2 separate regions of the Homo sapiens genome follow, and region 2 is linked to region 1. Evidence: chromatin contacts called from ENCODE Hi-C or POLR2A ChIA-PET data. All regions are on one chromosome and are shown on one strand. Each heading gives the region's core, a stretch centred on a gene start or an enhancer-like site at or near the end of the contact. The rest is flanking DNA. Distances are from core to core; before and after follow the strand shown.

Region 1 (3,224 bases), core at 725-3,224:
TCATTTCTATATTTAAGAAACATAGGTGGCCGGGTGCAGTGGCTCACGCCTGTAATCCCAGCACTTTGGGAGGCCGAGGTGGGCAGATCATGAGGTCAGGAGATCAAGACCATCCTGGCTAACACGGTGAAACCCTGTCTCTAATAAAAATACAAAAATTAGCCAGGCATGGTGGCGGGTGCCTGTAGTCCCAGCTACTTGGGAGGCTGAGGCAGGAGAATGGCGTGAACCCAGAAGGCGGAGCTTGCAGTGAGCCGAGATTGCGCCACTGCACTCCAGCCAGAGCGAAACTCAGTCTTTTAAAAAAAGAAAGAAAAATAGGCCGGGCGTGGTGGCTCATGCCTGTAATCCCAGCACTTTGGGAGGCCGAGGCGGGTGGATCACCTGAGGTCAGGAGTTTGAGACCGGCCTGGCCAACATGGTGAGACTCCGTCTCTATTAAATATACAAAAATTAGCCAGGTATGGTGGCAGGCGCCTGTAGTCCCAGCTACTCAGGAGGCTGAGGCAGGGAGAATTGCTTGAACTTGGGAGGCAGAGGTTGCAGTAAGCCAAGATCGTGCCACTGCACTCCAGCCTGGGTGGCACCATCTAAACACACACACACACACACACACACACACACACACACGAAAAGTATTTGCGTAGTGCTCTAGCAGTAGTCCCTTCGTTCATCATATGTTAGGATAGTTCAACAGTTTTAAGTATGCTCTGGGCTGGGTGCAGTGGCTCATGCCTATAATCCCAGCACTTTGGGAGGCCAAGGCAGGTGGATCACTTAAACCTCAGAGTTCAACACCAGCCTGGGCAATGTGGTCAAACCCTGTCTCTACAAAAAATACAAAAATTAGCCAGGTGTAGTGGCACACACCTGTGATCCCAGCTACTCAGGAGGCTGAGGTGGGAAGATCACTTGAGCCCAGGAGGTCAAGGTTGCCGTGAGCCCAAATAGCACTACTGCACTACTCCACTCCAGCCTGGGCGACAGAGTAGGACCCTGTCTCAAAAAAAAAAAAGAAAAAAAGATTGATGCTCATTATGTTTACAAAAGCACTGCATTTTTTGAAAAGTGTCTCACTGTGCTATTAGCTCACTTCTTGAGATGTGGTTCTTAGGAAAGAGAAGCCTTAGTAACTTAGTTTAGAGACGACTTGGGCACTCGGGAGATTTTTTCAATATCCCGTGGCTATGGAGTGCGGGAGAATGATGCCATTAACTACCAGACCCTTGAGGTCAGCACAGCTCTGGCATCTTCCTGCAGGCAGAACCGTATACTCCTGAGGATTTGAATGCTGTCCTGCTGCTGACTCACAGGCTAATAAATGCATGTGTTAAATTACTTGGACATTTAGCAGACATGGTGATCTGTATATAGCCATGCCTTATAGTCCACAGTGGAGCATACATTTCCTGAGAGCGTAAATCAGCATTCGCCTCCTCATCCTCCTCTTCCTTCTCTTCTCCCTCTCTTCTTTCTCGTCTTCAGTAGTTATTGAGCATTCACCTCAGTGTCAGGCACCATGAAGTACTTTCATGCATCATCTCATTTGATCCCTGCAACTTCACTAGAATGTCAGTTCCACTGATGACAGTGTATTCAGAATTAATTTTCTTTAAGAAAACAAAAAGGAATTTCTTGAGGGGCTTTCTACTGTCCAGTACTCAGTGAATATCTGTTGAATTAATATACTCCAATCCCATGAGTTAGATATGATTAGTGATGAGGGACCTGGGATTGAGACATTAGTCTAATGACACTACATTCTAGACCCTGTTTCTAAGCACTTCCTGTATTGCATATCAACTCATTTAATCCTCACAGCAATGTGAGATACATACTATCCTCCCCATTTTATAATTGAGGGAACTGAAGCATAGACAGGTTACATAGCTGGTGACTGGCAGATGAATTGACTTATCCGTGGTCCTGCAGGTGATGAGTGGCAGCACTGTGCTCTTATCACCAGCTCTTGAGCGTGCTGCATCCTCTCATTTGTCGTTGGTCTCCCCTAGTGTTCAGTACTGTGCCTTGCACGTGTTTATACTCAGTAGCTTTTGAATGACAGACTTACATTGCAAATACAACAGATTTCCATGTCTTATTAGAAACTGCTTTTCTTGAATTACTACATGTAACTTGAAGGATTGGTGAATATTTACAGTTGTTGAAATACAAAAACAGGTGGCTGAACTTAGAAACCACCAAGTGGCAGGTGACTTTGCCTGACATCCGTGTTCACAGACCTCCACAGCCCCTGGTGAAAACCACTTCTTCATGTCCCACGTCCATCTAATTACATGTGTTATTTTTTGTCATTTGCAGAGTCAACGGTTGCAGGAAAGTTTGAAGAAAGTGAATTACATCAAAATCTTGGTATAGTATATAAGTTCATCTGTTTTCAAAATATAACTTTTTTTGAACCTCAGCAACTTTGAATGATTTTAGAACTTTAGAATGATTTTCTCCACATTTCAGTGGAATTGTGGCAGCTCCAGTAAAAAAACAAAACAAAAAAACGAAACAAAAAACAAAAACAAAAAAACCTGCTTATATTTATACAGTGAGTCTGAAGCGAAGAAATTTGAACCATACAATGTTTAATTCCTATGGTGCTTTTCATGTACTTCATTTATTGTGTTAAAGTTCAGAATTGCACAAAGATAAACACCATTGACTTCAGCTGCCCAAGGCCTTGGGCACACTCTTCTTCCCAAAATGAAAAGTCACTTTGTGCCTCAGAATGCTTTGGGGTTCTCTTTCTGCAACCTTCTGCCATCAGTTTTCATTTGCATGAAGTGGGAGAAAGAGAAAAGCAAATGGCCCTGCTCTTGTCTTCTGATATCTTCCTGAAGTGAATCCAACAGATTGTTCCCTAGGCATAACTAGACAAGGAAATAAGGACTTAGGAGAGAATGGGGATCAGTTCAGGTTTGAAAGTTTTTGTGTTTTGCTTCATGGTATTTTAGAACTTCAGGAAATATATGTCAAATTCTGATTTAAATAGGTTCATTGAGTGTTTCTTTGACAATTCTGCAAGGTATGCTTAAGTTTAACATTTGAGTGTATTTGGGGTTCAAGTCAGTAGGTTTATTTTTCTTTTAGAACATGGTTTGGTTTAAATACAAAAAGTAGCCGCGCATGGTGGCACACGCCTGTAGTCCCAGCTACTGGGGAGGCTGAAGTGAAAGAATTGCTTGAACCCGGGAGGCGGAGGTTGCAGTGAG
Region 2 (3,224 bases), core at 276-2,775, 72 kb after region 1:
CTTAACCAACAATCCTTCCTTTGCTCAGCAACCAATAACTGTCTTCCCACTGCACTTACAGTAAAAATCCAAATCTCTCAGTGTGGTCTTTAAGATCCTACATTAATCTGGCCCCTGCCTACCTCTCTCACCTCATCTCCAACAACTTGTTTTACTACAGCCATAACGTCTTTTCTGCTCTTCAAACAAGCCAAGCTGTTTTTCATTTCACTTACTGTTCACTCTATTGGAAATACTCTTTTCCCAAATCTCTACGTGGCTGGATTTTTTTTTTTGAGATGGAGTCTTGCTCTGCTGCCCAGGCTGGAGTGCAGTGGTGTGATCTTGGCTTAACTGCAACCTCCATCTCCCGGGTTCAAGCAATTATCCTGCCTCAGCCTCCTGAGTAGCTGGGATTACAGGCACCTGCCACCATGCCCGGCTGATTTTTGTATTTTCAGTAGAGACGAGGTTTCGCACGTTGGCCAGGCTGGTCTCCAACTCCTGACTTCAGATGATCCGCCCGCCTCGGCCTCCCAAAGTGCTGGGATTACAGGCGTGAGCAACCGCGCCCGGCCTAGATTTTTGTCTTCATTCAAGTGGAAGCTCAAATGACAGATGTCTTCCCAATGAGAAATCTCAAAAGCTCCTTCTCTCCCTTCTCCCTCCCCCATTACCTTGTTGTATAACTGAAATCATCGTGTTCGTTTATTTATTGGCCTATGTACTGCCTTTCCCCCCTATGCTGTAAGCTCTGTAGAAAGCAGGGACATTAGTGTCTTTGGATAAACCACTGTCCCCAGTGTTTAACACAGTAAGCAGGAGCTCGATAATTATTATGAATCATATTACGCTAATTGTTTTACAAGGTTTGCTTCACTTACACGTAGTAAATTAATGAAAAAACATAGCATCCTAATGACTCTGAAAGTTAAACGCCAAGAGTGCTACGGGGGTTAGGGATTTTAAAAGTGGAGCAAAATAAAGACTGCGAAACAAATACGTGTGTCGAAACAAATTCCAAACAAAAAAGATGTAATATTCAATTTGCCATGAGTGACGACGTTCGGCTGATAACCCACATAGCCCAGGGAAATCCCTTCCAAATTTGGACGAAGAAGAGGGAAGGAAGAGGGGTCAAGGCGCAGAAGGCAGTACCCAGGCCTGGGAAATCACGAAGAGACACAGTCGGGAAAGGGGGCCTCCAGAACAGAGAACATAGTCACTTTTCCAGGCCCCACCCATGTCTATTACCCAGTTAGGAGGAATGAGCTCATTTCTGTGAACGTGAGATGACCCTCCACCCCGTGCTCCTATCACACGCCATGAGCTTTGTCCCACATCCTTTCAATCCGCTCCTCTAAGCGCCGTCCTGAGCTTTCGTCCCAGATACGCAGAAGGAAGCGGCCTGAATCTTACCCAGTCCTCGACGCGCCCAGCTTCTTAACTGCAGAGGACGAAGCGGCCGCATCTCCCGGCAAACGCGTGTGAAGCAGCGGTGCCGCCATTGGGCCGAACTAACGCGACCGCTGCGCCTCAGGCCGGATGCCCAGCTCCTTCCAGCCACAGCCTCTGTCCCGGAAGTTGCGCGTGCCAGCGCAACCTTCAGCCAATCAGCGGCCCCGCGTGGGGAGGGCGTATGCTCTCGGCGGGCTAGAGCGCCGCTGAAACCCGCTCCTCGTTCTACTTGGAGGACTTGTTCCAGCCAGCGCTAGTGCGTGAGTATAAGGAGAGACGGGAAGGACCGGCTCCATCCAGCCCTGAGGATCCCGAAGAAAGGGTGGAAACACCCTGGATGTGCTAAGCTGTGGCCGGGTACACTCAAGTGTTAATTTTTTGGAGTCAAAGCCTCCCTCAGTCAAATCGAAGAAACTGAAGCACTTGTGACTGACCCAGATCTTCACGGAGGAAAGGGGATTCGAACCCGGCTGACCCAGGAGCCTGGGCTCTATACTCAGTGCAGCAGTCTCACAGACACCCAAGATAACGTTATCCTCACGGAAACGAGCTCGACGAAGTGACCTACCTCAGAGCCTCAAGGCTATGGTGATGCTGGCATGAGAAACAACAGGAGAGTTACGAAGAGGTGTTACCCCCTTGACTTTATTTATTTATTTATTTATTTTCTTTTGAGGCCGAGTCTTGCCCTTTTGCCCAGGTGGAGTGCAGTGGTGTGATCTCAGCTCACTGCAACCTCCGCCTCCCCAGTTCCAGCAATTCTCGTGCCTCAGCCTCCCAAGTAGCTGGGATTACAGGCGCATGCCACCACACCCGGCTAATTTTCGTATTTTTAGTGGAGACGGGGTTGCACTGTGTTGGCCAGGCTGGTCTCGAACTCATGACCTCAGGTCATCCGCCCGCCTCGGCCTCCCAAAGTGCTGGGATTACAAGCATGAGCCACCACGCCCGGCCAAACTTAAATTTTTAAAAGAGGAACAGGAGTCAGCCAGACCAACAAAAGAGCCACTGGCGTTCCAAGCATAGGAAACGGAGGAAACAGAGGCCAAAACCTCGGGACTGTGGAGGATGTAGAGGGAGAGCAGGGGCTGCCCCTACTCTCAGGGAGGGGAAAAGGTTGCAACTTTGGAAACTGTACAGGCCTATCAAAAATACAAAAATATCCAGCCTGGGTGACACGGTGAAACTCCATCTCTACAAAAAATTTAAAAAATAAAAATAATAAAAATTATCTGGGTGTGGTGGCACACACCTGTAGTCCCAGCTACTCGGGAGGCTGAGGATTGCTTGAGCCTGGGAGATAGCACCACTGCACTCCTGCTTGGGCAACAGAGTGAGACCCTGTCTCGAAATAAATAAATAAGTTTTTAAAAATGCATATGTATGGGCCCGGCGCAGTGGCTCACGCCTGTTATCCCAACACTTTGGGAGGCCGAGGCAAGTGGATCACCTGAGGCCAGAAGTTTGAGACCAGCCTGGCCAACATGACAAAACCCTGTCTCTACTAAAAATACAAAATTAGCCAGGCATGGTGGCAGTGCCTGTAATCCCAGCTACTTGGGAGGCCGAGGCAGGAGAATAGTTTGAACCCAGGAGGCAGAGGTTGCAGTGAGCCAAGATCGTGCCATTGCACTCCAGCCTGGGTGACGAGTGAAACTGTGTCTCAAAAAAAAAAAAGGTGTGTGTGTGTGTGTGTGTGTGTGTGTGTGTTTATATGTATCTCTCTCCAGGAGTTCAAGACCAGCCTGGGCAACATATGGTGGTGCATACCTGTAGTCCCAGCTACT

The links. A loop is a pair of places that touch in the nucleus more often than their neighbours do. ChIA-PET counts read pairs that join two places held with the same protein, here RNA polymerase II (POLR2A). Pooled maps may share reads with other maps.
Region 2: a pooled map shows a loop between it and region 1 (2.4-fold over the local background). The contact joins the promoter of RRN3 here to the enhancer-like site in region 1. A Hi-C loop is called at or near these places in 1 of 50 pooled maps. POLR2A ChIA-PET finds 5 or more read pairs at or near these places in 2 of 52 experiments (H1 and MCF 10A).

The regions. Positions count from the first base shown.
Region 1 is chr16:15,020,382-15,023,605 of GRCh38, forward strand. It overlaps PDXDC1 (pyridoxal dependent decarboxylase domain containing 1), which reads left to right. Exons shown (of 23, transcript NM_015027.4): 13 at 2,323-2,373. Among named protein-coding and RNA genes, the nearest start is that of MIR1972-1, 12 kb to the left of the region's middle. Within about 2 kb of position 1,975, at least 3 of the 41 ENCODE cell types and tissues checked have a DNase peak (open chromatin) inside an H3K27ac peak, as active enhancers do.
Region 2 is chr16:15,092,747-15,095,970 of GRCh38, forward strand. RRN3 (RNA polymerase I transcription factor RRN3) reads right to left here and starts at 1,526. Exons shown (of 18, transcript NM_018427.5): 1 at 1,399-1,526. The coding sequence starts at 1,487. LOC100505915 (a long non-coding RNA gene) reads left to right here and starts at 1,665. Exons shown (of 4, transcript NR_125434.1): 1 at 1,665-2,065. It also overlaps a transcript of PDXDC1 not described here. RefSeq lists an enhancer at 1,506-1,800.